Regions from separate parts of the Mus musculus genome. Here region 2 is linked to region 1. A link is a loop called in an ENCODE intact Hi-C map of the cell type or tissue named here. Cell type or tissue: heart. All regions are shown on one strand. Links, peaks and the distances in the headings refer to the core of each region. The heading gives the core; the rest is flanking DNA.

Evidence for each region. A loop is a pair of places that touch in the nucleus more often than their neighbours do. Peaks named below come from ENCODE experiments on the same cell type or tissue, not always from the same donor. Only the 100,000 strongest peaks of a DNase experiment are listed, where the experiment ranks them.
Region 2: a loop joins it to region 1, with 4 times the contacts of the local background. A loop is called at or near these places in 4 of 42 quality-filtered maps.

Annotation. Positions count from the first base shown.
Region 1 is chr1:171,806,469-171,822,584 of GRCm38, reverse strand. No RefSeq gene overlaps it. Among named protein-coding and RNA genes, the nearest start is that of Cd84, 25 kb to the left of the region's middle. In heart, for the core only: a CTCF peak has its summit at 6,623 (motif pointing left); no DNase peak of the experiment used is centred there.
Region 2 is chr1:172,301,821-172,317,936 of GRCm38, reverse strand. It overlaps Igsf8 (immunoglobulin superfamily, member 8), which reads right to left and starts at 5,570. Exons shown (of 7, transcript NM_080419.2): 1 at 5,344-5,570; 2 at 1,409-1,786; 3 at 121-582. The coding sequence starts at 5,401. In heart, for the core only: CTCF peaks have their summits at 6,455, 7,616 (motif pointing right), 8,100 and 12,101; DNase peaks (open chromatin) are centred at 5,676, 6,426, 7,696, 8,066 and 4 weaker places; H3K4me3 peaks cover 3,104 bases; H3K27ac peaks cover 4,197 bases; H3K27me3 peaks cover 464 bases.

The DNA.
Region 1 (16,116 bases), core at 2,679-10,678:
TCCCCCAAAGAATGGCAATACCAGACCAAATCATGACGGAAACTCCACAGAATAAATACTAAACCCTGAAACTCTATGCCCAATACCCTGGGTTTCTGGGGGTTATATCTGGGCTCCAATGGGCTTAGATAGCCCCATCTTTATAGACCTACTGTCTGCAGTACATGTGACCCTCTCTCTTGAACTGGATATACTAGATGTTTACATTCTTCCTTAAGTGATTGTCTCATGTTCCTGGCATCCATCTACAACAGTGGAGATCTATTGGAACTCATGTATAATTCCCTTCACAGTTCCATGCACAGGCCACTCAGGAGTTCCACATAGGAAATCAAACCCTGACACATTGGTCTCAACAATTTTCTTTTTCTTTTTTTGTTTTTTTCGAGACAGGGTTTTTCTGTATAGCCCTGGCTATCCTGGAACTCACTTTGTAGACCAGGCTGGCCTTGAACTCAGAAATCTGCCTGCCTCTGCCTCCCGAGTGCTGGGATTAAAGGCATGTGCCACCACGCCTGGCTAATTTTCTTTCTCTTAATATATATATATATATATATATATATATATATTATAGTATATGAGTACTCTGTGGCTGTCTTCAGACACACAAGAGGGCACCAGATCCCATTACAGATGGTTGTGAGCCACCATGTGGTTGCTGGGAATTGAACTTAGGACCTCTGGAAGACCAGTCAGTGCTCTTAACCACTGAGCCATCTTTTCAGTAGCAATTTTCTTATATCTTGGTACAAGCCTCAACGATCTAACAACTTCTAACAACTCTTGCCATCTTCATGTTAGCCAGACTATCACTATGTGGTGGCCACTGTCAAGTTCTAAATGTGGTCCAATTCCCTTACCCCCTTTTTTAATCACAGCTGTAGTGATCTTTGAATCCCTGTGAGGCCAAATATGGGTAAGCATTTCCTTAGGTGACCCTGTTGGCTTGTGACATTACTACTGCAGCAAACTCAGTTTGGCCACTTTCCTTTTAAATGAAAGTTTCTCAAGTGAGCTTTCACTGTTACACAATGGAGCTCTCAGTGGGTGGCATCCAGTGGTGAAGAGATCAAGGCGTCTCTGTTTGTGTTCACCTGTTTAACCACTACTTCTGCTTTGTCAGTAACTTTAAATTTGCTTATGCTTCTTTCCTCACCCAACTGCCATTTTCACATCTTTTCCACTATATTTTCTCCCCTTTCACACTATAATTTGGCCTAAGAGCTGAATTATAAACAACCATAATGCCACAATTCAAAGGCTGTGCTGTTTTGAAACTCCCTCTGCCAAACCAACTAGTTCAGCTTTTAACTTTAGCCTCACTCAGATTTTTCAGGGCACTGGAAGAATGTAGTCAGTCATGTTCTTTGACAGAATATACATCAATGGCCCCGTGTAAAATTTTATGAGTTAGACCTTACTATCTTTATTTCTACTAGCATTCTAGTCTTTTGATAGTCTACCAGTCTTATTCATTAAGCTTGTCACAGCAACAACCCCACTTTTGGTACCATTTTCCCCTATTAGTTTCCTTCCCCATTTCAGTCATAAAATATTACAGAAACAATTTAAGAGAAAGCACAGTCTGTCATGGTAGGGAAATCATGGCAGGGATTATTAAGACAGAGCACATGGATTCATTTTTCTTCTGATAGTTTGGGAAGTAGAGGACTTGGGCTAGAAGCAAAGGATGGGCTATATTTCATGATGCCTGCCTCCGATGGCCTATGTTAGCTAGTCTCTACTTCCTCAAGATTCCACAACCTCCTAAAATTGGACATATTTTACACTGGAAACACTGTCAGTCTTAAATAGTAAGTTTTGAGACACATTGGCAAGCAGGATGTGTTTATAAAATGTGATCTTCAGAAAAAAGAATGATGAAGAGACATCTGTACATGTATTGGATAGTTAAACAAACAACAGATTTTAAGGGAGAAGAAAGCCACAGGAATTATATGCTTAGCTCTCACAAGTGCATTTTAAGAATGGAAGACATGAACTTGGAGAAACTCATGATTATTCATGATCACTGGTCACATAACAATGACAACTATTGTCAAATATTTGAAAACTTGTCATGTGAAAGAGAAGTTAGGTTATTATCAAAAATAGCTAGGGCAAGAACAGGCACACTTTCGGAAGCATTGTTATAACATATAGAACAGGAGAAACTGTTGTTGAAAGGCAGTCCGAGGAAGAGTGGAGGATGCGTGGATAGAGAACTTGAGAGCGTGCAACAGTTTTGTTATTGCTCTAAGGCTCAGTCTTAAGAGCCTCCTTAGCTAAGAACCTCAAGTGATGCTTATATAGAAATCTAAACAGTGTATCTCCAGCACCTGATGAGTGGCCATCAGAATAATCACTAAGCCTGCAGCGTCTATGACTTCAGTGTACATTAATGTTATTAGTGTTAATGTTATCTGAAGACTACCAGTTGCTTTCAGATCCATACACTTAAAGAAATACTACTGATTAGGAATCCTTAAGGACAATTTCTCATTCCATTGTCCTGGAACAATAGTGATTATCTCAATAACATATGACTTTTCTTAAGAATTTAGAATACCTAGCTAAGAGAAAGAAAATAAATACTAAATTTGTAAAAGACAAGCTTACCCATTAGCCAAAGTCAGTTGCAGGGAAGGGGGCATTAAATGATGATGCCGTCTTTACTCTTCCTGAGTTTGGAATTGATTTTTGAAATAGAAGAATCACATTGGTAGAGAAAAAGTTTCAACTCCATTATTAAAAAAAAAAGTTTGTCGAATAAGACTAGGTGAGGGGGACAGACGTAGCTGGCACTCAGCACCATGCCTGGTATTTAAAAACAAAACCAAAACCAAACAACAAACCCCTCTAGGTCAGTGGTTTTCACCCCATGTGCGTGACCCCTTTGTGGGTAGAATGACCCTTTCACAAGGGTAGCTTATCAGAAATCCTGTATGTCATATATTTACATTAAGATTCACCACAGTAGCAGAATTACAGTTATGAAGTAGTAACAAAAATAATTTTATGATGGGGTCAGCACAACATGAGAAACTGTGTTAAAGGATCAGGGCATTAGGACTGTGAGAACCACCGATCTAGGTAACTATTAGACCATCCTTCTCATTCCGATGAAGAAGATGAGGTGGGGAGAGGAGACTCAGGGGAATAGTTCACAAGATGCCCAACGTGAGTACAGTGACTCATGTGACATTGCAAGTAGTAGTTAGTAGACAGGAGTCTATGCAGGTGGCTCTGAGGCAGACAGCACAGAAGGACTGAGCGGAGCTTGCTCAGTTGTCTTTCCAGGCATGCACTGTGGTTCTCACCCTGAGTTGGAGTAAGTGAGGGGTGGATAGGAGAGCTGTCAGTGAAGTCTCTACTGATGGAATGACTCTATGCTGTAAAAGATGACTACATAGAGTCAGGGTTAGATTATAAAGACTGCTAAAACTTTCACTGCTTATTTAAGGGATTGAGGCTATCAGTCTGTGTGTGTATATGCATGTGTGTGTGTGTGTGTGTGTGTGTGTAAGTGTGCTTGTGTGTAAGTGGGCATGTGTGATGTGAGACATGCATGCATTTACAGGTGTCTGTACATATGGGGGTACATGTGTGTGTAAAAGCAGGTACTCGGAGTGTGTGGAGGTTAGGTCAATCAGGTTCCTTGATTGCTCACTGCTTTATTTACTGAGGCCAGGTCTCTCACTAAACCTAGATTTCAGCTTGTATAGCTAGCTGGCTGGCTTGCCCGGGGAATTCCTGGACCCTGTCTGTCTCCCCAGTGTGGGGATTACAGGGAACTCAACATGCCCACCCAGCTTTATCATCCAAGTGCAAGGGGTCAAAACTCTGATCCTCAGGCCCATGCAGCAAGCATGCTTTATCCATTGAGCCAACTCTCCACACCTACATTTCTTAAGATATTTTCAAGACAGATATAGTGGTACATGTTTATAATCTCACACTCAGGAGCCTGAGACAGGAAGTCTGAGTTCAAGGTTAGCCAGTACTATAATCTCTCTCTCTCTCTCTCTCTCTCTCTCTCTCATTCAGCACACCTGACTCTACTCCTTTATCTCCTACTCTTGCTTACTGACTTTACCCTCACTATCAGCTGCGCCCATCGAATGTGGTGCAGGTCAGCAATGGAATCAGCGCTACTGGAGAGTGAAGGTCTCCTCACTACCAGAGGCAGTGATGTCAGCCATGTTGTGGACAAGACTGAGGAGCTTAGCCAGGCCCTGGTTGCCTCTATGATCCCTCCCAACCCTGACTGTCTATATCTAAAGATTGATCTATGAGCATGAGGATCTTCGGGGCAAAATAAGTAAATAAAGGCAAGAACTTTGACAATGTACCACTACTTGTTTAACCCAACACTCTATTGATTTTTAATTTTCCCATTTCATTTACTTATCTTCCAAATCATATCATACAATTCTAGTCTGTTTATGATCTGATCGTATCAGCTTCCTTGGGCAGTTTCTTGTACAGATCACTATTAAAAAAAACCTTTTTATTGATTTTTGTGTGTGTGTGAATTTCACATCATGCACCCCAATTCCACTCAGCTTCCATCCCTTCATACCCACCCTCTCTCTGCCTTTGCAACCGCTCCTCACAAGAAAAAAAAAGAAAATGAAAACAAACAAACAAACAAACAAAACTTGCCTTGGAAGCTGTGGTGTATCACACAGTACACACTTTTACCCAAACAGCTTAACTTGCAAATGTTCATTACAGTGAGTCTTTGGTCTGGTTGAGGTATCCGACTTCTACTACACTATCAATACTGAATCCTCATCGAGCTCCTCTTGGATGCTCTGTTGTTATCCTGTATAGTGGAGATCTTGCAGCTTTGGATCTGCAGGACCGGCCCCTTCACAGGCTCCAGCAGTTCATGGATGGGGAGGATGTTGGGGTGGACTAACTCAGAGTTCTGGATCTGGATCCAGGTGGAAGCTATGTTGGTTGGCCTGCCACCTCTCCTGTGCCAGGGCAAGCTCTCTGGCTTTCACACCCTTGGGGCCAGCTCACTCATCTCCCCACTACCAGGGCCATCTCTACTTTGTTGCCCAGGTGAGGTGCAGGCTGCTCTCCGGAGTCCTGCAGTCAGTGAGGGGTAGGCAGGTAACGATTTTATTTCCTTTGGATCTTTCCTTATTTTCTGTGATTTCAAGTGATCTTATAATGAAGGGAATGTCATATAGTGGTTCTATTTCTGATTCTTTTGTCTTTTCATTAAATTTCTCTGCATTTCCATAGCCAGACCAAACTTCACACAAAAAAACAATCTTACCTTCTTGACTTCTGTTTACCTAGGTCCCCACACTTCCTAGCATTGACGTGACTGCACATTGCAGCTATGGTCTTTGTGGGAACGTTATCAACTTCTGCTTTTATTTTCTAGTGCGTCCCAGAAAACACTGTAGTGACCTTCTTGTAATAACTAACTTACGTATTTCATAACAAGGTTTTGGTCAAGTTACTGCAGATACAACAGTGGCCCCATAAGACTGCAGGAGGACCCTTGCACAGTACATTATTCACACATTTGCAATGATCCTGGTGCACTCAAACCCACCACACTGTAAGTCCTATAGAACATATACATGCTGGAGTAATCTTTTTGTGCACTGCATAAAGGTTGCCTTTATATTATTCAAATGTTGATTTCTGTACCAGCATGATTACAGTCCAGAGTTTAGTATTGTTTTTCTCTTGGGTGCAAAAAAATACTTTGTAAACATTCCCTTCAATAACTTCTGATTGGTTTAATAAAGAGCTGACAGCCTATATCAAGGCAGGAAAGGATAGGTGGGGCTTCCGGGCAGAGAGATAGGAACTCTGGAAGTCAGATGTGGAATATTCTCCAGCCAGATGTAGAGGAAGAACCAAGTACTCAGGAAGTAACGAGCCTCAAGGCGGAACGTAGATTAATATAAATGGGCCAATTTAAGTGTAAGAGCTACTTGGGAACAAGCTTAAGCTAAGGCCAAGCTTTCATAATTAATAAAAGGTCTCTGTGTCATTACTTAGGTTGCTGGCAGGTCCGAGACAATCCGGGGATGCATGCATGCAGAGCACATTATAGTTGATAACAAGTGTGATACTAGTTAATGTGCTTACTCTACTATAATTCTTGGTTGGTGTTTTAGCATTTCTGCCTTTCACTTGTTAAGCAGTTTTGCTATCAACAGTCAGGCAGTGCACAGAGCATAGCAACAGCCACTCATCAATTTGTGTTGTGTTTCTTGAGTGTATAGCTTTTCTCTTGTGTTTGATCTAATCTATTTTGTTCAGTATGGGCTGAGGAGCAATAAGCTACACACACACACACACACACACACACACACACACACACACACACACCATAGACATGTAGTCAACTATACCATTTAGGCTTGTGAAACATATTTTAAGGTTGTTGAAAAACAGTGAAATCGTCCAATTACACACTTCTAAGAAATTATTTTCATTGTTAAGTGCCACGTGACTATTTTACTGCCTGTTCTCAGTGTAGCTCCACTGCTGGGATTCAGATTCTGGGCCTCACACCTTAGGCAGTGAACGGTTTCTTCACGCATACAGAGGGAGAATAGAGGATGTGATACTGACACCTAGTGGTAGAACACAGGGATGCTGTTAAATGAGCAGAACAACCCATTACGACAAGCCATAGCATGACATTAGAAACTATCTGTAAAGTGAGCACAGCTAGAATTCTTCAGTGAATTGACTTACCTCAGTTAACTATGCTTAGATCCTGTCACCAACCCATATTAGGCCTTCTTATCTGCGGGGGGTAGGGCAGCTACCCCTCCCCTGCCTGTTAAGTGTCTTGAGCTAAGATGAACCTAGTTACAGTTTCAGCAAGTACATGACTAAATCTACATCCTTCAGATGTAGGAGAGATAATGGGGACGCCATGGGGGGTTTTAGATGCCGTTGTCCCACTATTCTCATATAGACAATGTGTGGAGCTTGTTTTTATTTAGAACATTGATCTTCTTTCCTTCTTTCTGTTTTTCTTTCTTTTTTCTTCTTCCTTTCTTTTTTCCTTTCTCCCGTCATTCATTCCTTCTTTCTCTTCTTCCTTCCTTCCTTCCTTCCTTCCTTCCTTCCTTCCTTCCTTCCTTCCATCTTTCTTTCTTTTTCTCTTTCCTCCTTTCTTTCTTTCTTTCTTTCTTTGTTTCTTTCTTTGTTTCTTTGTTTCTTTCTTTCTTTCTTTCTTTCTTTCTTTCTTTCTTTCTTTCTTTTCTTTCTTTCTCCTCTTCCTTTCTTCTGTCTGTCTTTTTCTCTTTCCATCTTCTTTCTCTTTCTTCCTTCCTTCCTTCCTTCCTTCTTTTCCTTCTCCCTTCATTCATTCCTTCTTTCTCTTCTGCCTTCCTTCCATCTCTCTTTGTTTTTCTCTTTCCATCTTTCTTTCTTTCTTTCTTTCTTTCTTTCTTTCTTTCTTTCTTTCTTTCTTTCTTTCTTTCTTTCTTTTTCCTCTTCCTTTCTTTTGTCTGTCTTTCTTTTTCTCTATCCATCTTCTTTTTCTTTCTTTCTTCCTTCTTTCTTTCTTTCTTTCTTTCTTTCTTTCTTTCTTTCTTTCTTTCTTCCTTCCTTCCTTCTTTTCCTTCTCCCTTCATTCATTCCTTCTTTCTCTTCTGCCTTCCTTCCATCTCTCTTTGTTTTTCTCTTTCCATCTTTCTTTCTTTCTTTCTTTCTTTCTTTCTTTCTTTCTTTCTTTCTTTCTTTCTTTCTTTCTTTCTTTCTTTCTCTCTTCTTCCTTCCTTCCTTCCTTCCTTCCTTCATTCTTATTTCTCTTCTTCCTCCTGTCTGTCTTTCTTTTCTCTTTCATTTTCTCTTTCCATCTCTTCTGTCTTTTCCTTCCTTCTTTCTGTCTTGCTTTCTTTTTCTTTTTCTCTTTTTTCCCTTTTTTAAAATTAGGTATTTTCTTCATTTACATTTCCAATGCTATCTCCCCCACTCTCCCCCCCACTCCCACTTCTTGGCCCTGGTGTTCCCCTGTATTTAGGCATATAAAGTTTGTAAGACCAATGGGCCTCTTTCCACTGATGGCCAACAAGGCCATCTTGTGATACATATGCAGCTAGAGACACGAGCTCCGGGGGGTACTGGTTAGTTCATATTGTTGTTCCACCTATAGGGTTGCAGACCCCTTTAGCTCCTTGGGTACTTTCTCTAGTTCCTCCATTGGGGGCCCTGTGTTCCATCCAATAGCTGACTGTGAGCATCCACTTCTGTGTTTGCTAGGCCCAAGAATACCCTCACAAGAGACAGCTGTATCAGGGTCCTTTCAGCAAAATCTTGCTAGTGTATGCAATGGTGTCAGCGTTTGGAGGCTGATTATGGTATGGATCCCCGGGTATGACAGTCTCTAGATAGTCCATCCTTTCGTCTCAGCTCCAAACTTTGTCTCTGTAACTCCTTCCATGGCTGTTTTGTTCCCAATTCTAAGAAGGGGCAAAGTGTTCACATTTTGGTCTTCGTTCTTCTTGAGTTTCATGTGTTTTTCAAATTGTATCTTGTATCTTGGGTATTCTAAGTTTCTGGGCTAATATCCACTTTATCAGTGAGTACATATCATGTGAGTTCTTTTGTGATTGGGTTACCTCACTCAGGATGATGCCCTCCAGGTCCATCCATTTGTCTAGGAATTTCATAAATTCATTGCTTTTAATAGCTGAGTAGTACTCCATTATGTAAATGTGCCACATTTTCTGTATCCATTCCTCTGTTGAGGAACATCTGGGTTCTTTCTAGCTTCTGGCTATTATAAATAAGGCTTCTATGAACATAGTGGAGCATGTGCCCTTCTTACCAGTTGGAACATCTTCTGGATATATGCCCAGGAGAGGTATTGCTGGATTCTCTGGTAGTACTATGTCCAAATTTCTGAGGAATCACCAGACTGATTTTCAGAGTGGTTGTACAAGCTTGCAATTCCACCAACAATGGAGGAGTGTTCCTATTTCACCACATCCTCGCCAGCATCTGCTGTCACCTGAATTTTTGATCTTAGCTATTCTGACTGGTGTGAGGTGGAATCTCAGTGTTGTTTTGATTTGCATTTCCCTGATGATTAAGGATGCTGAACATTTTTTTCAGGCGCTTTTCAGTCATTTGGTATTCCTCAGTTGAGAATTCTTTGTTTAGGTCTGAGCCCCATTTTTAATGGGGTTATTTGATTTTCTGGAGTCCACCTTCTTGAGTTCTTTATATATATATATTGGATATTAGTCCCCTATCTGATTTAGGATAGGTAAAGATTCTTTCCCAATCTGTTGGTGGCCGTTTTGTCTTATTGACGGTGTCTTTTGCCTTACAGAAGCTTTGCAATTTTATGAGGTCCCATTTGTCGATTCTCGATCTTACAGCACAAGCCATTGGTGTTCTATTCAGGAATTTTTCCCCTGTGCCCATATCTTCGAGGCTTTTCCCCATTTTCTCCTCTATAAGTTTCAGTGTTTCTGGTTTTATGTGGAGTTCCTTGATCCACTTAGATTTGACCTTAGTACAAGGAGATAGGAATGGATCAATTTGCATTCTTCTACATAACTGCCAGTTGTGCCAGCACCATTTGTTGAAAATGCTGTCTTTTTTCCACTGGATGGTTTTAGCTCCCTTGTCAAAGATCAAGTGACCATAGGTGTGTGGGTTCATTTCTGGGTTTTCAATTCTATTCCATTGGTTTACTTGTCTGTCGCTATACCAGTACCATGCAGTTTTTATTACAATTATTTTGTAATACAGCTTTAGGTCAGGCATGGTGATTCCACCAGAGGTTCTTTTATCCTTGAGAAGAGTTTTTGCTATCCTAGTTTTTTTGTTATTCCAGATGAATTTGCAGATTGCTCTTTCTAATTGGTTGAAGAATTGAGTTGGAATTTTGATAGGGATTGCATTGAATCTGTAGTTAGCTTTTTGGCAAGATAGCCATTTTTACTATAATGATCCTGCCAATCCATGAGCATGGGAGATCTTTCCATCTTCTGAGATCTTCTTTAATTTCTTTCTTCAGAGACTTGAAGTTCTTATCATACAGATCTTTCATTTCCTTAGAGTCATGCCAAGGTATTTGATATTATTTGTGATTATTGTGAAGTTTGTTGTTTCCCTAATTTCTTTCTCAGCCTGTTTATCCTTTGTGTACAGAAAGGCCATTGACTTGTTTGAGTTAATTTTATATCCAGCTACTTGATTGAAGCTGTTTATCAGGCTTAGGAGTTCTCTGGTGGAATTTTTAGGGTCACTTATATATACTATCATATCATCTGCAAAAAGTGATATTTTGACTTCTTCCTTTCCAATTTGTATCCCATTGGTTTCCTTTTGTTTTCTAATTGCTCTGGCTAAGACTTCAAGTACAATGTTGAATAGCTAGGGAGAAAGTAGGCAGCCTTGTCTAGTCCCTGATTTTAGTGGGATTGCTTCCAGCTTCTCACCATTTACTTTGATGTTGGCTACTGGTTTGCTAGAGATTGCTTTTATCATGTTTAGGTATGGGCCTTGAATTCCTGATCTTTCCAAGACTTTTATCATGAATGGGTGTTGGATTTTGTCAAATGCTTTCTCAGCATCTAAAGAGATGATCATGTGGTTTTTGTCTGTGAGTTTGTTTATATAATGGATTATGTTGATGGATTTCCGTATATTAAACCATCCCTGCATCCCTGGAATAAAACCTACTTGCTCAGGATGGATGATTGTGTTAATGTGTTCTTGGATTCGGTTAGCGAGGAATTTTATTAAGTATTTTTGCATCGATATTCATAAGGGAAATTGTTCTGAAGTTCTCTATCTTTGTTGGGACTTTCTCTGGTTTAGGTATCAGAGTAATTGTGGCTTCATAGGATGAATTGGGTAGAGTACCTTCTGCTTCTATTTTGTGGAATAGTTTGTGAAGAACTGGAATTAGATCTTCTTTGAAGGTCTGATAAATCTCTACACTAAACCCATCTGGTCCTGGGCTTTTTTTTGGTTGGGAGACAATTAATGACTGCTTCTATTTCTTTAGGGGATATAGGACTGTTTAGATCATTAACCTGATCCTGATTTAACTTTGGCACCTGGTATCTGTCTAGAAATTTGTTCATTTCATCCAGGTTTTCCAGTTTTGTTGAGTATAACCTTTTGTAGAAGAATCTGATGGTGTTTTGGATTTCTTCAGGACCTGTTTTTATGTCTCCCTTTTCATTTCTGATTTTGTTAATTAGGGTGCTGACCCTGTGCCCTCTAGTGAGTCTGGCTAAGAGTTTATCTATTTTGTTGATTTTCTCAAAGAACCAGTTCCTCCTTTGGTTTATTCTTTGAATAGTTCTTCTTGTTTCCACTTGGTTGACTTCGCCCCTGAATTTGATTATTTCCTGCCATCTACTCCTCTTGGGTGAATTTGCTTCCTTTTGTTCTAGAGCTTTTAGGTGTGTTGTTAAGCTGCTAGTGTGTGCTCTCTCTAGTTTCTTTTTGGAGGCACTCAGAGCTATGAGTTTTCCTCTTAGAGATGCTTTCATTGTGTCCCATAAGTTTGGGTATGTTGTGGCTTCATTTTCATTAAACTCTAAAAAGTCTTTAATTTCTTTCTTTATTCCTTCCTTGAGCAAGGTATCATTGAGAAGAATGTTGTTCAGTTTCCACGTGAATGTTGACTTTCTATTATTTATTTTGTTATTGAAGATCAGCCTTAGTCCATGGTGATCTGATAGGATACATGGGACAATTTCAATATTTTTGTATCTGTTGAGGCCTGTTTTGTGACCAATTATATGGTCAATTTTGGAGGAGGTACCATGAGGTGCTGAGAAGAAGGTATATCCTTTTGTTTTAGGATAAAATGTTTTGTAGATATCTGTTAAATCCATTTGTTTCATAACTTCTGTTAGTTTCACTGTGTTCCTGTTTAGTTTCTGTTTTTGTGATCTGTCCATTGATGAAAGTGGTGTGTTGTAGTCTCCCACTATTATTGTGTGAGCTGCAATGTGTGCTTTGAGCTTTACTAAGGTTTCTTTAATGAATGTGGCTGCCCTTGCATTTGGAGCATAGATATTCAGAATTGAGAGTTCCTCTTGGAATATTTTACCTTTGATGAGTATGAAGTGTCCCTTCTTATCTTTTTTGATAACTTTGGGTTGGAAGTAGATTTTATTCGATATTAAAATGGCTACTCCAGCTTGTTTCTTCAGACCATTTGCTTGGAAAATTGTTTTCCAGCCTTTCATTCTGAGATAGTGTTTGTCTTTTTTCCTGTAAGCAGCAAAATGTTGGGTCCTGTTTGTGTAGCCACTCTGTTAGTCTATGTCTTTTTATTGGGGAATTGAGTCCATTGATATTAAGAGATATTAAGGAAAAAAAATTGTTGCTTCCTATTATTTTTGTTGTTAGAGTTGGCATTCTGTTCTTGTGGCTTTCTTCTTTTAGGTTTGTTGGAGGATTACTTTCTTGCTTTTTCTAGGATGTGGTTTCCGTCCTTGTATTTTTTTTTTCTGTTATTATCCTTTGAAGGGCTGGATTCGTGGAAAGATAAATTGTGAATTTGGTTTTGTTGTGGAATACTTTGGTTTCTCCATCTATGGTAATTGAAAGTTTGGCTGGTATAGTAGCCTGGGCTAGCATTTGTGTTCTCTTAGTGTCTGTATAACATCTGTTCAGGATCTTCTGGCTTTCGTAGTCTCTGGTGAAAAGTCTGGTGTGTTTCTGATAGGCCTGCCTTTATATGTTACTTGATCCTTTTCCCTTACTGCTTTTAATATTCTATCTTTATTTAGTAGATTCGTTGTTCTGATTATTATGTGTCGGGAGAAATTTCTTTTCTGGTTCAGCCTATTTGGAGTTCTGTAGGCTTCTTGTATGTTCATGGGCATCTCTTTCTTTAAGTTTGGGAAGTTTTCTTCTATAATTTTGTTGAAGATATTTGCTGGCCCTTTAAGTTGAAAATCTTCATTCTCATCTACTCCTATTATCCGTAGGTTTGGTCTTCTCATTGTGTCCTGGATTTCCTGAATGTTTTGAGTTAGGATCTTTTTGCATTTTGCATTTTGCATTTTCTTTGATTATTGTGCCGATGTTCTCAGTGGAGTCTTCTGTACCTGAGAGTCTCTCTTCTATCTCTTGTATTCTATTGCTGATGCTCACATCTATGGTTCCAGATTTCTTTTCTAGGGTTTCTATCTCCAGCGTTGCCTCACTTTGGGTTTTCTTTATTGTGTCTACTTCCCTTTTTAGGTCTAGTATAGTTTTGTTCATTTCCATCACCTGTTTGGATGTGTTTTCCTGTTTTTCTTTAAGGGCTTCTACCTGTTGGTTGTGTTTTCCTGTTTTTCTTTAAGGACTTGTAACTCTTTAGCAGTGTTCTCCTGTATTTCTTTAAGTGAGTTATTGAAGTCCTTCTTGATGTCCTCTACCATCATCATGAGGTATGCTTTTAAATCCGGGTTTAGCTTTTTGGGTGTGCTGGGGTGCCCAGAACTGAGCGAGGCATGAACCCTGAGTTCTGATGATGGTGAGTGGTCTTGGTTTCTGTTAGTAAGATTCTTGCGTTTGCCTTTCGCCATCTGGTAATCTCTGGAGTTAGGTGTTATAGTTGTCTCTGGTTAGAGCTTCTTCCTCTCATGATTCTGTTAGCCTCTATCAGCAGATCTGGGAGACTAGCTCTTCCACTGAGTTTCAGTGGTCAGAGCACTCTCTGCAGGCAAGCTCTCCTCTTACAGGGAAGGTGCACAGATATCTGGCATTCAGACTTGCCTCCTGGCAGAAGATGAAGACCTGAAACAGGGCCTGTCCCAGAAGCTGTGTCACTTTGGTCTGTCCCAGAAGCTGTTAGCTTCTGTAGTCCATATTCTTGCCTGCACAGACTAGTCTCAGACGGATCCAGGAACCAAGATGGCGCCCCCAGGTGCTCCAGCAAAGCCCTCCTGGGCAGGGCGGACACCTCTCCTCTGGCAGGGAAGGTGCCTGGATATCTGGAGCCCGAAACTGGATCTGCCTCAGAAGCTGTCCTTTAGGGACCTTTAGGGGTGTCTGTAGACTCCACGCCCAGGTGACCTGGTGCTGGAAATGACCGGAAGGGATTTGTGACCCTGGTCAGGCCGGCTTTTCTGCTTCCCTAATGCTGTCTCAGGTCCCGCGTGTGCGATTGGATTGGAACAGAAGTTGTGTTCCACTCACTGGTGGTCCTAAGATTTCATGGAGAGTCCTCTAGGGGACCTTGGGGGTGTCCGCCGACTCTGTGCCCAAGGTGACCCCTCTTTTTATTTTTCCATCAATTTTTCTTTTTTCCTTCCTTCCTTCCTTCCTTCCTTCCTTCCTTCCTTCCTTCCTTCCTTCCTTCCTTCCTTCCTTCCTTCCTCTATCTCTCCCTCTCTCCCTCTCTCTCCCTTCCCTTCCTCCCTCCCTCCCTCTCTTCCTTCCTTCCTTTCTAGCCACCTGGGTGCTTTTAGGACTTTGAGAACCTTGGTAATACTGAAGGTGTGTATTGGTTATTCTTGATATCAACTTGATCACATCTGGACCTAAAACTCCCAGATAGAGAGCACATCTATGAAGGAATTGTTTGCTTAATTTGAAGCAGGAAAATCCACTCCTAATCTGATCTTTGAGTTAGGAAGATGCACACATATACACCCCTCTAAACCAGATGTTTCAAGCTGGGGGCAATGACATGCCTTTCATCCAGATCTTGAGGAGGAAGCCTTTGACTGGGGCCACACCTTCTGCTGGAAACCTGGAAAGGGCGAGGCAGAACAAAGCTTTTGCTCTTTGCCTGGCTGCTCTCGCCTTCCTAGGATATCCATTCTTCTCCCCCACAGCCACAAAGCTCAAATTGCATAGCCCTCATTATGATTGGATGAATTATAGTAAATATTCAAGTCTTGCTTGGGGTGTGTCAGTGGTTAAAGTAAGGGCACTAACTGGTATAGAACTGGGGCACTACTTAGTAAAGAATAGGAACCTGGAACTTGGGATGGGGGGTATATATGAAGATCATACTGAAGCTGAGAGCTTTGAACCTTCACATTCTCAAGGGTTTGTTTCACCTGAGGAAGTAGTACCCTGTGTCCCACACCTTGAAATATTGCCATATTCACCTTTGTTTAAGGATATTATTCATTGTCTGCTAACCAAGTGGTGGTGACTTTCTCTGACAATATGCCAGGCTAGACAATACTGATGTCCTTCAGGACCCACCAATAGTTGCCTTTAGACCTATAGCCAAATAGGTCTAAAGCATGCTCCTAGAAAGGAGGTAGAAAGTGTAGTCCGTGAGGAGGTTCACTAAACTACTAAAGAGCTTAATGAGTTTGCAATTCATTCAAGCAGAAGTCTGGGGAATATATGTGGGAATGGATTTTAAGAGTGTGGGATAATGGTGGGAAGGAACATAAAACTAGATCAGGCTGGGTTTATTCATATAGATTCTCAGAGTAGAGAGTTTAGGTTTAATATGGAAGCTTGCAAAGTTAAAAAGAAAAGGTGCTAAAATGTATTTGAATGATTGGCTGAAGCATTTGTTAAAAGATGGCCTCTGAAAAGGAGTTGCAGATGTGTGATATCCCTTGGTGTAGTGTTGGTGGAAGGATCATAAGGATCAGGAAAAAATTAATGCTAGAGTGAAAATGTAGTGTAAAACCTAATACTTCACAGTGGGAAGGCCCAGAAGACATGACCTTCACTAATCCTGTAAAATGCAAAATGGTGAGAGAGGAGCCAGCACATTGGAAGAGTTTTGTGGTAGCCCCTTTCTTTGGACAAGACCTTAGGGCTAGAGATGCTACTGCTCAGTTGGACAAGTTAAGTATAATGGGTTTAATTGGGCCCATGGGCTGTAGCCATGGGGCGTTCCTCATGATCAGCTGACTGAGGAAGAAAAGACTAGGTCAAATTTACTTATTAAAACCCCTTTCTAGGACAGCTCTGAGAGACACTGGTGAAGGGAAATTGTCACAGCAGGCAGAACTTCTGGCAGTACATATGATCCTACATTTTGTTAAGAGAAATGGCCAGTTGCTCACTGATTCCTGGGCTGTAGCCAATGGATTGGCTGGATGGTCAGGAACTTGGAAATAGCATGATTGGCAAGCTGGTGAGGAAGACATCTGGGGAAGAAAAAAGTCTAAGGAT
Region 2 (16,116 bases), core at 4,144-12,143, 490 kb before region 1:
CCCCAGGACCCGAATTTCACCCTTCCCCCCATAGCCTTTGTATCTCCACGTTTATGCGGTACTCCCGATGCCCAACTGAGAGACACCCCCCCTCTCAGTGGGCTATGCTGCTGCACTCACACAGAGTCTGCACATCAACATGAGCCAGGACTGCCCTCTTCTCTGCGACCTGGACCCAGGAGCCGTCAGGATCCTGAATCCACTCAGCGGCCGTACAGTGGTAGGTGCCCGAGTCTCCAGCCTGGGCACCCCCAACCACCATTCGGTACCGATCAGTCCCTTCCTTGCTCAGCCGAAGCTCCCCAGAAGCTAGCCTCTCAGCGTAGGGCGCTCCAGCCTCCACCGCCATGTCGGAGTGCAGTCCCACTACTTCCTGTAGAGTGGCTCGCCCCACTGGCGCCTCCGGAATGGCTCTCCCAAAGGACACCGACAGGTGTGTGTGTTTCTTTGTTTTGGTCTGAGCCAGGCAGCCCAGCGCAAGCTCCTGCCCCTCGTGCACTGTGAGGCGTGAGGGGGAGGTGGCAGCCTGGCGCCCTCGGGGCCCTGGAGGGGCAGCAGATACCTGCAGCTCATCTGGAAGAACTGGAGAGAAAGGCTTTAGTGAGAGAGGGCTTGGAGCAGCATCCCTCCTGTTTCCTGTGTGTATCCTATTTCACTACACACTCTATAGGCTTCTAGAATGTAAGAACTGTGCTCTGTAGCTTTCTTCTATACCGCAGAGATGCCAAGCTTGGTCTGGGCACATCAAGATATTCAATAACTACTTGCTGAATGTCACAGAGCAAGCCTACTGACCCCTACTCTGATGTCTAAGACTGACCCATTTTAAATACTCAAAAAAGTAATCCTGTCTTCCTTCTCTAAAGACTAAGAGGCTGGACCTGATGGTGCCGGCCTATAATCGCAACTACCCAGGAAGCTAAGGCAGAAGAGTCAAGTTCAAGGGCCGTCTGGGCTACAGAACAAGTTCAGTGCTGGTCTGGTCAACTTGGAAAGTTTCTGATTCAGCCCATCTCCCCCCCCCCCAAAAAAAAAAAAACTGCTGGAAAGACTGGCTTGATGGCACCGGAGCTGACACAATACTGCCTGAGCTACACAGTGAATTGTGGGAGTTTTGTCACCAGTTTCAGGCCAACCTAGGCTAGTTGTAAGCTAGCCTGGGCTACAAGAGTGAGCCCTCAAAAGACAACACAGGGAATATAGCTTAGTAGAGTGCTCCCTTGGTATGTTCCACGCTGTAGGTTCAATTTCCAGTACTGAGAAGATGGGGGTGGGGGGAGAAGAGGAGAAGGAAGAAGATGACAGAGAAGGAGGAAGACGAAGCAAAAATAGATCTGAGCGTGCTGGCTTATACCTATAACCCCAGTGCTTGTGAGGCTCTCTCACCACCTAGCTCAGAGCTCAGTACCTCTCAGCTCCACCTTGGCACTGTAGTTGCCCAGGTACTGCGTATCTGTGGAGGGGGTGTAGCACTCATAAAAGCCAGAGTCCTGGGCCTGCAGGCGAGCAATCTTGAGCACCACCGAATCTCCCTTCAGGCGCTGCACCTGCAGGTCACCAGATGCCACACGAGGCCCAAAGACAGCATAGGAGAACTGGCTATCCTTGGTGCTGACAATGCCCAGGGACGTAGCTGGGGCCTCTGGTCTGTACATGAACCACTCGAAGTCTTGCTGGGCAGGGCCCTCATAGTCACTCACGTTGCAGGAGATAGAGACAGCGGTGCCAGCCACCCGGTAAAGAGGTCCCCTGGGGACATGCACCTGCCGGGCGTAGCACCTGGTTCCTGTGGGGTAAAAGCAGAAAGAACTGGAATCTTTTTAGAGAGAACGAGTCCCCACTTGATGGCCAGTATCATCAGCACCATTCTTGACTGCTGCCTGTGAAGGAAAGGGAAACCTAGGGATGGTTAGAACATAGCTGGGCGAAGACACAGATGGGAACACAAGATGGGACACGAGACACCAGCATCCCAGCACATCACGTAGGTTCAGATCCACCTGAACAGAGGAATACTCTAGCTAACTAGAGGCAGAGCACCTACATGAACAGAGGAGTCCATCCGGAGTCTGGGGTATAGACAGCCCGGTAAGTAAAATGCTTTCCATGCAAGCATCAGGACCTGAGTTCAATTCCCGGCAACTATGGAAAAAGCTTGGCACGGTGGCTGGTGAGTAGCCACATAAGCCTGACAACCTGGGTTTGAGCCCCTCAAGGGAAGGAAGGAACTGAATCCTGAAAGTTGTCTCCTCTCTCTCTCTCTCTCTCTCTCTCACACACACACACACACACACACACACACACACACACACGCACACGCACACGCACATGAATAAATGCAGTGGACGGTTCCTGAGCCATGACCCCTGAGGTTGACCTCTGACCTTTACACAGACACTCACATATACGCACCTGCACCCATGCATACATGTGGACCCTCATACACATGCAATTGGAAATAACAAATAAAAGAAGCATGCCTGATTCCCAACTCTCCAGCTCGTGGCTGGATCTTTATCGCTCCTACCCTGCCATGTGTGGCGTCTCTCCGGGCTCAGAAAGAACTTCTAGCTAAGGGATTCTGAGCCTTTTGCTGGAGGGGAGCTGACAACATCTTACAGAAAGGCTGCTTGGCTTAGCTCTGTCACCTGGGCTAGACAATGGAGCCAGTGGCCCAGGCTGGCTGGGGTACTGCACTGGATGGGGCACCATGCTGGACAGGGCACGGACCTAGTCAGTCCTCACTACACAATACCCTCCCCACTACAGCTGTGCCATGAGCTCACTGCTTCTCCCAGCCCACAAGGCTACACAGGCAGCTGTGGCTTCTGGGGCAAGAACCAGGCTCTGCCCAGGCCTGGGGCAGAAGATCCCTTCCCCGCCCCCAGAATCTGTCAACCTTCTGGCTAACCCAGATGATGCACTATGCACAGCCCCCCAAACAAAAGCTTTCATTTACATATGATTTGCCTATCTGCGCAGCATTTGCATAGACCTCCTTTCAATAAGGAGACCCCAAACACCTGCTGCCCCTTCCCCCTTCCCCCTTCTCTCTCTCTCCCTCCCTCCACCCATTTTACCCCACCCCCTGTTCCAACAGACAGCCGGTTCCAAAACCTTGGACTGTCCAGCTTCTTTCTCCTCTCCACTACTTCTAGGTAAGACCGCAGAACCCTAGAATGCAAGAAGGGCTGTCAATCATTCCTCAGATGAGAGAAATGAAGAAACTCCCAGAGAGCACCTCTAGGGAGCACTGCCACTAGGTTCTAACCACAGATGTGAGTCTAGAGCTCTCTCCCAGCCAACACGGAAGGCCTGGCCGTGAGAACCATCTCTCTTCTAGATGAGAAAAGTAAAGTGAAATGTGACATTGTGGCCAAGTCCCTGCCCTCTCTGGAGGGCCTCTACACACCCCTGAAGAGGGACAAAACCAAGAAGGCGGAGATGCTTCCAAGGAGAGCCCTGGTTTACAAAACTGTAATTTCCCGGATTTCCAGGGGTAAGTCCACAGCTTGCTACTGGCCCTGGAGGAAACCACCCAAGAGCCTGAGAGCCTGCTCTACAGTTCTCGCTCCTTTCCTTCTTCTGGCTACGTCACGCAGAGAACACATGACCACCGCCTGAAGCAGAGGCTAGAGTCAGAAAGCCAACATGGGACCAACCCTTTCCTCTCCTGGGTCTCAGTTTCTATCTCTCAGCACTAAGAGCTCCCAGTTCTGATGTTGAACCCGTGAGTATATGTGTGTGACTCAGGCACATATCGCTCCAGGCACATTTCATAATCAGGAGGATGGTTAAGGCAGCCAAGCTGACACCATCCTGGCTGCCCATGGGTAAACTCTGCTGAGAAGGTCCCCTCCCACCTTCCTGGCTCCACACAAGCTGATGCTTGGAGATCCCCATGGGAAAGTTGTCCCCACAGCCTCAGAACATAGGCTGCTACAAGGTTCTCAATGGCTGGGCTGCCTCCTTTCTAACAGCCAAAGGTCTGCTTTGGAGTCAGTTCTGAGTTCAAATCCACCCCCCACCCTCACTGGATACACAGTGGTATTTCACATCATCTGTGAAGTGAATGCCAGTGCTGGCTGCAGTGGGCTAAGATGACATTCAGCTCCTCTCCCGCCCCTGAATAACACTCACTCCTCCCAACCACCCCTGGGCTCATCCCTGCTCGGGTTAAGCCCAAAGGAAAAGAAGCAATCGCTAGGCAACCAAGCCCCACAGCTCCTTCAACTCCCTACATCACTCTGCCTCCCGCCTTGTTCCCAAAGGAGTTTTCATCCTGGCCCCAAGAAGCCCAAGGAACCATTCTGTACAACACTGCGCAGTTCTGGTATAAACCAGAGAAGGAGGTTGGGGTGCCCCACTATAGTATCTTCTCCATATGCATAACACACACACACACACACACACACACACACACACACACACACGTTCCTTTCAAGGGCTTCAGTCTCCTGGCAACTGCTCCATGCCATATCTTTCCCAGAACACCTCCTACAGGGAGCCCTCCAAGTCAGACCCCAAACATGGTAATGTTAGCAACCTCCACAGGCCTCAACACACACACACTCACACTCACACACACACACCAGACATGACGCAAGGTTGGCCCAGAAAACACACCATCATAAACACCCACCAGGACAGACACTGGGTGCTTAGAGATCCCAGGTTCAGTTTCCATGGAGCCTGGTTTCTCCTGAGGCAGGGATGTTGGGACCAACTGAGTCTGACAACCAGGCAAATATCTGGGAGCGTGGAAGAAGGGCAAAGAGGGAACTGGCCCAGGGTGGAGACACGTGAGGGAAGAAGCCTCAGATGGTGACATGTTATATTGGGAGGTGGGGGTGTTGGGGAGACTTTTTTCAGAGATCGTGGTCAGAATCAGCCCCTGGGCCTCCAGCCAACTCTAGGCAATTATGAAGACCGCCAGGCACTGCCCACGCAGAGCAAACACCCAAAACCAGGCCTTGAGCCGAGAGTGGGGCAGAAGGTTGTCACGGTATTTGGTAGCAACGACCCCAGACGCTGGGTGTAACCGATGAGAAGTGGTGCCTGCCTCCGGAGGCCCGATGGTGTCTCAGGGGATACCTCAGTAGGTCGCCCATATGCCCCAGCTAGGAACCTAGAGCGAGGACACCACCACCCTCCCCATAACTGATTGGGCAGACAGGCGCAAAAGGAAGCGAGACGCCGAGCCCAGAGACAGTGGAGGCACGTCTGTTGGAGAAGTAGGGATGCAACCAGCTCTGAAATGCTAGGAAGGTGGGCTGGTGGGCTGCACGGTGTTAGGCACCTACCCGGCCGGGACAGGGACGCGGCGACCACCACCTGGCTTACCAAGTATTAGCAGCAGCAGCAGGAGCGAACTCAGCGGCGTGGGGCTAGGGACGCCCATTCTGCGTAGGCGGCTCTGAGGAGACTCCTGGGGGCGGCGTGGGCTCTGGGGGGCCAGGGCCGCGGGGGGCGCATGCCCAGGTGGGGGGCAGAAAGCGGAGCAGTGAAGCGTGGGTGCGCAGAGCCCAGCCGAGCGGGAGCCGCCAACTCCCCGCCCTCCACCCTTCTTCCCCTCCTCCCGCCGCTCTTCCCGCCCTCCGCAGCTCGGGAGACCAGTCCCAGCCGCGCCCCGCTGCCCGGCCCCGCCCCCGCCTCGCCCCGCCCCAGGCCGTCGCCTGGGCCAGACTTCGACCCTGATGGTGGCTCCGCCTCTGGCCTCAGGCTGGGCGAACTGGCGGCACCTGGGCTCCTCTACCCCCATTTCCTCGCTCAGAGGGCACCCCGCCCTGCACCTGCCAGCCTTCCAGGGAGAATGGGGTGCTTGCAGGGCCTCTGGGGATGCATGATGGGGTGACTGTGGTTACGCACTCAGAATCCAATTGGGTGATGTGGGCCACTGAGTCTTGGCAGCAAACCCTGCTGATTTATGTAGGCATGGCCTGACCCACGGTTTCCTGGACGTGAAGCGGACCCAAAGGGGCTTCAGAGTCCTGGAAGATCGCTGGAAATCTGTTCTAATACCCGGTCAGAATGCAAAGCGAAAGGGAAGTGGGTTAGCGGTCCAGACTTCCTAGCTGGAAGATCCTTGTTCAGCTCAATGCTTTCAAGCTCACTTCCCCCCCCCCCCCCGCCACGTACGGAACAGAGATTGTAAACACTCGAGGAGTTACGGCGATTATTAGCTGAGATCATGCACATACGTTTCATGCACACGGTAACTATGGGGGTGTTTTGTTTTTGCGTTAAACTGCTTTCTACCAATTGGAGTCTCCAACGAGAGGACGTAACACACCTCTTTGCTGGGGAAGGTGGAGCTAGCCTGGAGGTAGGAAAAAGGAAGAGAAACCTCTTCCCAAAGCCATGTCTCCAACTGTGAAAAAGGCGGAGAGTAGGGTGGGGCCAGGATGGGAAGAAGGGGCGGCTCAGCCTGCAAAACCAGGGCGCGGAAGTGCCCATTAGGGGGAAGTGGCCTAGAACACGTCTAGATCTTCACCTCCATTCCCTACTTGTCCCCTTCACCCCTGCTCCCTCGCTTACTGCTTCCTATTGAGAAAACTGAGGCACAGACAGGAAAAGAGATCCGGGCCAGCGGTGACTTCCTCTTCTCAGAAGTCGTATTCGTGGGGCTGCCAGTGGAAGCCACATTCAGCAACCACAGAGAAACACTGATAGGGAATCTATAGGGAAGTCAGAACTCCAACCCTGGTCGCCCAAGACTGCCTAGCAAGAGGCTAAGGGACCTGCTCCTTGTCACCTGGATATATCCCAAGCCTGGTTTCTTCACACTGTTTCTCTAGAAGCCATGTTGAGCCATGTGAAAACTGCAAGCTACCGGGAGACTTTGGGAGAAAGCATTCTCCCTTTAGCTGGAGGTTGAGTGGATTGAATGACTTTCTGGTACCGGTTTGAAAGTCGGTCATCATCATCATCATCACCATCACCATCACAACATCATGATTATCATCATCATAGCCATTTATGGGATGGTTTCACAATAACACCGCCACCACCTGAAGATATCCTTTCTAAACTTTACAGGTTATTTTACAAGCAAAGTCATTTAACACAAGAGAGACCTGGCCTTTTAAAATAGTTATGTGTCTTGCCCAAGGCCACACAGATTTTAAGGTAACTAAAGTGTTACTTTAAAGCTCAGGTCTGGTGTGCACACCCTAGCACGCAGGAGGCAGAGGCAGATGGATCTCTGTGACTTCCAGGCCAGCCAAAACCACATATATCCTGTCTCAAAACAAACAAAAGAGCAAAACAAAACAAATCCACAAAACCTCAAGTCTGACGGTTCCCATCTTTTCTTGTACTCCACTGTTCACTCTGTTAAGGGCGAAAACTCATTCATGTTGCAGGGTACTGAGCGGGCCAGACCTTGTACTGGATTTTAGTAGTGCCCTAGTCAGCAAGGCTTTCAAGGTCCCCAACTCTCAGGGATATCCTGCGTGTTTTGAATAAACAAGTTAACAGTCAGCACTCGGTATAAGCATATGGGATGGAGTAGGAGGAGCTCTCTTCCAGGAGATTACCTTGTAGCTTGGGACAAAGGGACTCCCGTGCCAGTACACAGGGGTTAGGGGCTGGGCTAGGAGAACGTTTACACACCCCTCCCAAAACTGTGCAGTCCAGCAGTGGCCAGCAGAGGGAGCCCAAAGTCCAGGACTGTCTCACTCCTAAGATGCTTATGTAACTTGGAAAGTTGGGGGAGGGGAGTAAACGCCAGGCACGAGGCTCACCACATGCAGGCACATGGCTCCCCACTGAAACCAAGGGGCTTCACACAGAAAGGTGTTGCGCACACACCCAGCGGGGCAATGCTCAAACACACGCACATGCGGCAAAGGAGGGCCAGATCAACGTCAAAGACTGGAGGACACCCCACACTCACACAGACTTATGCAGTATGGAAACTGGCGTTCTGGGGTGGAGTGAGGCAAAAAGGAAGAGACCTTTCCAGGCAGACTTAAGATTAGACTAAAGCATGGATTGAGAGGAAGCCTGAGACTGTAGAGACGTGGACACTGTTGTGACCATCAAACCAGATCCCCACCCACAGTTCCACGTACTGCCACATGTGGGCAGACTTCAGTCACCAGTCTCGTTCCATGTGGTTATTTAACAACATTCAGCCTCCAGATGGCATGTGTATGAAGCATCTAGATGACAGTAAGGTGTCATGAGTATCGTTAGAGGTAATTAAGACCCAAGGCCTTCCCTGAAACAGTTATAATCTGGCTGAAATGTCATATGCTATAGTCACAGCAAGAGAACAATGCCCCTCAGAGAGAAGCATGTTCAAAGACAAGACTGTTGAGGTGACGTGTTCTGCCCTGTGCAGGCTCTGTAACGTGAACTGATTTCGTTTTCCCAGAACCTGTGAGGTTAGCACTTCTCATCTCTATAGAAACCGAGGCATGGAGGACCTAAGGCGTGTTAGACTCGCTGTCCAGTGTTGGATTTCTTGGAGTCCAAATTCAGATTTGAGCTAGGATCCTCTAGCCTGTTGCGTGGTGAAAGCAAATATCACAGAAAGAAAGAGAAAAGAAATATAAGCCCAGCACACACACACACACACACACACACACACACACACACACACACACAGCTATAGAGACACACTGACAAGCACACCAGCCACTAAGCTAATAAGAAAACGACACAAACACACACATAATGGTATGGTATCCCCTGCCTCCTTAGTATGTGTAAAGTCCAGCTCGGAGGGAGCCTAAGATCCCACACAAGAATGTCTTGTGTCTGTGTGTGTTTACAAAGCCTTCACCTGGATGAACTGATGAACCGAAGGGGAAGTTCTCTCTGCTGAATTGTTGAGCGGTTACAGAAAGGGTCAGAGTCAAAGGAAGAGAAAAACCCTACCCATCACCTGGACCACAACTTCACGCAGGGGATGAAGCAGGTGTGTAAGCAAGCACAAACATGCAAGCATCAAACACACCCAGACACATTCCCACAAAGTGGCCCCCCAAGCATACTCTACCACTTCTTTCTCCCCTGAGCAAGTTGTGTAAAGCCTTATACTGTTCTCTCTCTCTCTCTCTCTCTCTCTCTCTCTCTCTCTCTCTCTCTCTCTCTCTCTCTCTCTCTCTCTCTCTCTCTCTCTCTCTCCCCCCTCTGTGTGTGTGTGTGTGTGTGTGTGTGTGTGTGTGTGTGTGTGCCCTGGTCCCTCCTCTTGCCCTGACAGAGCTCACACTTCTAGTTCTCAAGCCCAGTGCCAAGCGGGCAGCACAGTTGTTCAAGAATAGAGGAGCCACTATACTACTTGGGCCTTGGCATGACCTGGTTCTGACCCACTGAGTGGGCCTAGCCATTGCTTCTCCCAGAGTGAATGCCAGCTGCTGCCCACTTTGGAATGCTACTCATGGATCCCTCTGAGCTGGAATCCCCCTCAGCTTTCTACCCTGCCAAGGCCTGTGTTCATTAGCCCTATGGTGTAGGTATCTGGGTTCCACCCACCACCCCCACCACCCACTCCCCACCCCCCCAGGCTCCCTGGACTTGTGCTCTGTCCCCAGGCAGCTGAGAGGGACCCGCTGGTTCAGAATCCCATCTGGAGGGTGTCAAAGAGCAAAAGCAGGCCTCACTCTCACTCTCTGTGAGATCCCGAGCAGAGTAGGCCGCAATGAAGTCAGGAAATAGCAGTCCAGTAGACAGCTCTGCGGACTGGGTGTTAGTTGAGCCTCGGGGGCAAGAGGTGGTTAGCACCAGGTGACTGCTTCTGAGTCACCAGGTTGAGCAAGAGGCAAATTTGAAGAACAGGTCATTTACGGGTTTGTCTGCCTCCAGCTGAGTGAGGTGAGGAACAAACGCTGGGCTGACTGAAAGGCGGCTTTGTGTTGGGCGCTGTGTACACACTAGGCTTGCTCATTCAGTCCTCGCCACAGCCTTGGAAGCTAAGAACTGTGCTTACCTCCCTCCATGTTACAGCCAGGAAGCGGGAGCAGAGACCTTGTGCAATTTACCCAAGTTTGCATAGCAAATAAACAGGAACGCTCACAGGCAAATGAGCTTAAATGTCCTGAACATATGTCTCCTCTCCTGTATGGTGACCTGCATACATTCAGTGTGTGTGAATATGCGTGCCTTGTGTGTGTATATATAGTGTAATGTGGTGGGTGGGTGTGTGATGTATGTATGGTTGTGGTGTGGTGTGGTATATGTATGTGTGTGTGTGAGATGTATGTGCGGTGTGTAATGTGGTGTGTGTGTGTGTGTGTGTGTGTGTGTGTGTGTGTGTGTGTGTGTGTGTGTGTGATATGTGTGGTGTGTGATGTGGTATATGTGTATGTGTGTGTGTGGTGTATGTGATATATGTGGTATGGTGTATGTAGCACACAGTAGGTGTTTTATAAGTATTTCTTGAATAAGTCAGTGCAGGGCTAGAGGTCCCGGATAAGAGGAAACAATGAGAGCTGTGTGCTGGGACTTTGAGGGAAAGAGAGAAGAACAGGTTTCATGTACACACGCCAAAGACTTCTGACTCTGGGGTCTCAGCTCCTCACAGCCTCCCAGACGAGGAAAGAGCTTTGAGACCCAGTCCAAAGCACCCCAGCATGGAAGGGCTTCTCTGTTCTCCCCTCTAACCAGAACAGAAGGCAGGGAGGTGCAAGGGGTGGTGTGGGATGCACAGCCTGCCCAGCCAGCTCACGCAAGCTCTGATGCTCCTGCTTAGACCTCCCTGGTCTCAGCTGAGCGTCTTCCTCGGCCTCTTTCCCATCAGTCCTTGCCTGTCCACTTGTCCACCTGGACTCTGAAGGAGGCCAGTACCCCTTGGCTATTCTGGCTGAAGAGTGGACAATTCCCTTTTTGCTTGGTCCAACTGAAACAAGGATGGAATTTTTCCAAAGGCTCTCTATTAGGAAAGTAACGGAAAAACAAAGCCAGAAATAAAAACTGCAAAAACAAAGAAACAGATGGAGCAGTGGGGGTGAGAGTGCTGGCCATGGGAGCGAGTGGGAGCTGGGTCCCGATGGTAAGACAATCCTCAATACCCAGACACACACACACACACACACACACACACACACACACACACACACACACGTATACACACATGCACACACGCACACACGTACACACACACACACACACACACACACATACACGCACACACGCACGCATGCGCACACACATTTCTACACGCACTCACAACATCTGCCGTTGGCCCTCGGATGGCATTTTCCACATTGAACTGTATATACAGAGCTTGTTTCAATCTGCCTTCTTATTTTGACTGAGCTTCTCAAGGCCACTGCCAATTCTAATTATTCCTCCTCTTCCTCCTCTTCCTCCTCTTCCTCCTCCTCCTCTTCTTCCTCCTCCTCTGTGTGTGTGTGTGTGTGTGTGTGTGTGTGTGTGTGTGTGTGTGTGTGTATGTGTGTGAGGGCAGGGAGTGACTAGAGGAAATCAGTCTTTTCTCTCTGGTTACCCCATGGCCTCCATGGTGGACACTTCTGTTTCCTCTGATCTCTGATTCTATCTCGCCCTGACCACTTCCACCCACACATGAAAGTTTCCTATTTCAGAACTCAAACATCTGTCGCTCAAAAATCAAGCCACACCGCTTCCTGGGCAACCTAGCAAGGGCAGGCTCTGTGCTCCAAAGAGGGAAGGTGCTGGAGACCACATCCAGTGAAAGAGAAATTGCACTCTAAAGGCTAGGACCTTGGAGATCGAGGGCAGAAAGTAATAATCTATGTTCCTTAAGCATTTTTGCCCTGCACGCAGAGTTAGTGACTGGGTAAATGAGTTCAGGAAACCTTCTGTCCAATTAGTGGTCAGTCTGAGATTTACTTTCTAGGCATTCTGACTCCATTTGTGGACACAAAACTGGTGTCTGGGGCATGACATGGGTATGGAGGTGTGACCAGCTGCCAGCCATGGTGACAGGGAACACCAAGAAGGAGAACCAGCCACTCTACATTGGCACTGTGTTGGCACAGAGGACCCTACCTCTTGATGTTCTTGGGATGAAGGGGCCAACCAAAACAAACATAAAATGTATGGTCTGAGTAGGTGGGGCTGGTATGTCGGGGCTAGACAGTAAGGCTTTGGGCAGACCTGGTTCTCACAGCCAGGGGGCACTGTCCCTAACTTCAGTTCCATTATTTCTATAATGGGAGCCATGGCCGCACTGACCTCACTGTTTCCTGGTCATTGTCAGGAAGATAAGTTATGGTGAGTGCTATGGCACATGGGCAGTGGGGTAGGCCCAGTGAACAGGAGAAGAGAGTCCTCCACACAGGACCCTAGCCCCGCATCCCTCACACCCCCTCCTCAGTTACCCACTGTCTTCTTTCCTTTCTATTTCCTAAAGCAATCTTCTTGAAAGAAGGTGGCCTGCTTCAGCCTCCAGCTTCCTCACCACATGCCCTGTTAGTGTGGAATGAGGTTGGGGGGGGGGGGGAAGATTGTTGTTTCCAGGTTTGACCTGCCATGAAGATGGCTTCCTTAGAGGTCACAACAGTCACCTCAGAGGTGTCTGAGGTAAAAAAAAAAAAAAAAGAAGTAACCAGCCTCATTTCCCTTTGTCAACTGGAACTTGGCTTTTAGAGTTCTTTCTTATGCTCTTATAACGGTTCCTCTCTCAACTCTAGGTCCTTAGCTTGGTCTAGCTCTCTCAATCTTTCTGGCTTCTCTACCTCACCATCTTCTAGACCAGTGGTTCTCAACCTTCCTAATGTTGCAATCCTTTAATACAGTTCCTCATGCTGTGGTGACCCCCAACCATAAAATTATGCCCCTTGCTACTTCGCAACTGTAAAGTCGCTAGTGTCATGAGACAGAATGTAAATCTCCGATATGCAGGATAGCTGATGTGTGACTTCCATGAAAAGGTCTTTCTAGCCACACAGGGGTTATGACCCACAGGTTCAGAGCCGCTGGTCTAGGCTCATCTTTGGCTTAAGTATTGAACACATTTCTTCCTAAGACTCTTGCCATTTGTCCTCCAGATTCCCCCACCTTAGTGACCTCTGCCTCCATGGTCATCTCTATGCAGGTGACTTCCACAGCCCATGCTCCCTGCGGAGGTCCAGTCCTGTCTCATCTATTCAAGAAGCCCCTCCTGCAGCCTGACCACACACAACACCTCAGCCTCACAACCCACCACAGGGATGTGATAGCTTGTTTCCCAACTTCATAACAGTCAGAGCTGCGCAACACCCCCACTCCACAAGTCTTTCCTCCCCTGCCCTGGCAAGCAACCAGCTACGGAGTCCTGAATGCTCACCCCTGCTGTTCCCCCCCCACCTCCTCTCCTGCCACACCCTCTCCCTGATAGCTCCTATCTCTTCCTTCCAGCCCCACACCTCACACCCATGCGCTTACGTGCGCACACACACCCCCCCCTTCAATCAAAGGAGTCTTACCCAGGGTACAATTTGAATGAGATGATTTCTTTCTTCAGAAACTTTAAATGTCTCCATATTGTTTATAGCAATATTTCTCAAACTTTCTCGGTGGTAAAAATACAGACTCCCACTCCCCACCCCCGCCCTCATGAATCAGAATCTTTGAGCCTGGCCCCACTGTTCTGTATTTTTAACACGTATCCAGGTGACTTTTAGCATCACAGGTTTTTATTTTCCTTCTTCTTCTTTTTTTTTTTTTAACAGAATGCTGGCATTTAGGATAACACTTAGTCTGACATTCGAGGCTCTCTGTATCCACTTCCCAGATTGACTTCACATTCTCCTCTATACTCTGGATGCTACTGCAGCCCCTGATGTCCCGAACCTACAGGGTTCCGTCTCACGGAGCCAGATCTCTCCTATCTATCAAGACTCAATTAAAAGGCCACCTCCTCCGTGAAGACCTTCTTGATTCTTCCGGCTGAGCATCATCTCTCTCATCTTGGAGCTGATATCACCTTCTAGTCTAACCATGTGCAATCAGCAGGCATTAGCGCCTAGCTCACAGAGCGCTGTTGTTCTCTTTCCCTCCCCTTTATCATCTGTGCTCTTTCTTGTTACCATTGCAGCCCCTAGAGCCAAATAGACTAGGTCTGAGTCCCAGATCCCCCACTTGATTGGGTGCCTCAGTTTCCCTATCTGTAAAGCAGAGTTGGTACGAGAACTAAATTAACATGCGTCGTCTTTAGTTTCGGAGTCTGGAGGATCCAATGTCAGGGTACGGACAGATGCCACGTCTAGTGGGAACCTTGGGGTAAGGTCCAGGCCTGGCACCTAAACTTAAAGCTAGGATGAGAATCCTTCACTTAGCCAGTCAGTGGAGAAGTTGCAGGAAGATTAAGGAAATGGAGAAATCTCAAAGGCTCAGTACCCACTCTGGGGAAGTAGGGTCAAAGAATGGGGTGGAGGGGTTTGGAGGCTGGGGTGCGAAGCAAAAGGACTGTAAGTGTGGGAACCGTGACTCGGGGTTATGGTGGTCTTTCCAGTACTGGCCCAGAATGGGGCATACAGTAAGGTCTCAACAAGTACAGACTGAATGTCTCAGTGGCTCGATAGCATCACAAGGAGCACACACTGCTGATTACGCCATATTCCTCTAGGGATAAGATCCTGGACTCTAAGAGAAACTGAGGCAAAGAGGAGGTCAACCTCCCTAGAACTCTGGAAGTGCGTTACATAGGACAGAGGCCATGGCTCGGCGTGCCAGATGTTTACAGGGCGCCCTGTCCTTGTTGGGCATACAGAATGCCAAAGGGGACAAGCAGAAAAACGGAACTCGATGCTGGCTGAGGAGGAAGGGCATGGTAAGGGAAGAAGGAGGCAGGCAGGAAGGAGGAGGCTAGGGGCCAGGCCAGGCTGCCCCTTGATAGGAGGAATGGGAGGGTGGGGAAGCTCTGGGCCAGCGGCTGGGTCAGATCCTCAGCCAAAGCAAACCTACCTCAGGGGGCTGGGGGACCATTCCTTCCCCACACAGATGGAATCAAAGGCAAACAGGAACCCTGCAGGGCCCAGCTGTGACCCCTGCCCCCAAACTCAGCAAGCCCCATTAACCCTCTCCTCCCTGACACCTTTCATATCGCCACAGTCCAAAAGATCTCCGAAGACAGGCTCGCCTGTTATATGTTCCCTGAATACCACCCAAGAGATGCCAGGATCCCTAGTCCAAAAGAATACCCAGACCCTGCCCACCTCCATGGTGGCTCTGTGTAAAATATAGAGGTCATCTTTGCTAATAAAACAAAACCAAAACCAAACAGGCCTTCCTTTGTTTCTATGCCAAGAGCTAAAGGGTTCAGACTCATTTCCTATACTCACATTAATTGAAATAGACACACCTGTACCTACTAACAAGGCTGGGCAGGAACAACTGCCCCCTTGTCTCCTCTCAGCCCAGGGGAACTGCAGGCTACTGCTCCCCTGAGCTAGGCATGAGTAAGAGGAAGTAGCCCAGAGTTTGGGGAGCGCCAGAGGTGAAAGGAGATCTCACAGGCTTTCTGGCACCCCTTGTCACCCGGGAGACAAAATAGGTGACAGCCTGCCCAAGGTCATCCAAGTGGCCAGTAGCACCACTGGGACCTGACTTTTAGGCAAGTGTGCACCGCACCAGTCCATGACTCAGGCCTCAGGAAAGGCAGGTGCACCACTGAGCCCAAGACAGCAGACACAAAAATCTTTTCTTTTTCAATATCCTTAACACCCCGACCTGTGTGTCCCATTGGATGGGAATCCAATGCAGACCTTTCTGGATCCAGAGAAGCAAGGAAAGCAAAGAGATAATGGGTTAGGATACAGGAGACCAGGAGGCCGCTTCTCAGTGCCTTTATCTTTCTCTTTTCCCAATTCTAAACAATGTATTTTGAATAATCAAAAAAAGGACAAGAACACCATGGGGGAGGGGATTAAAGATGGCGGACGGCAGGAGAGTCCAAGGAAAAGAACTTTTAGAAGCTACACCAAGTACACTGAAAAGAGAGACCCACGAGCTAGCCAGGAGAACCAATATCAGGGAAAAGAGAAGAAAACCCACACAGTCCCTGTACTTCAGTGGGGAAACTGAGGTAGTAGCAGGCCTGGGGCAGCTACATCTGTGACCTGGAGCCAGGCCACTACAGTCTGAGGGAATGTGAGCGGAGAGCTAGGAAAAAAGGAGACATTAATTAAGGCCATCCTGGGCCTT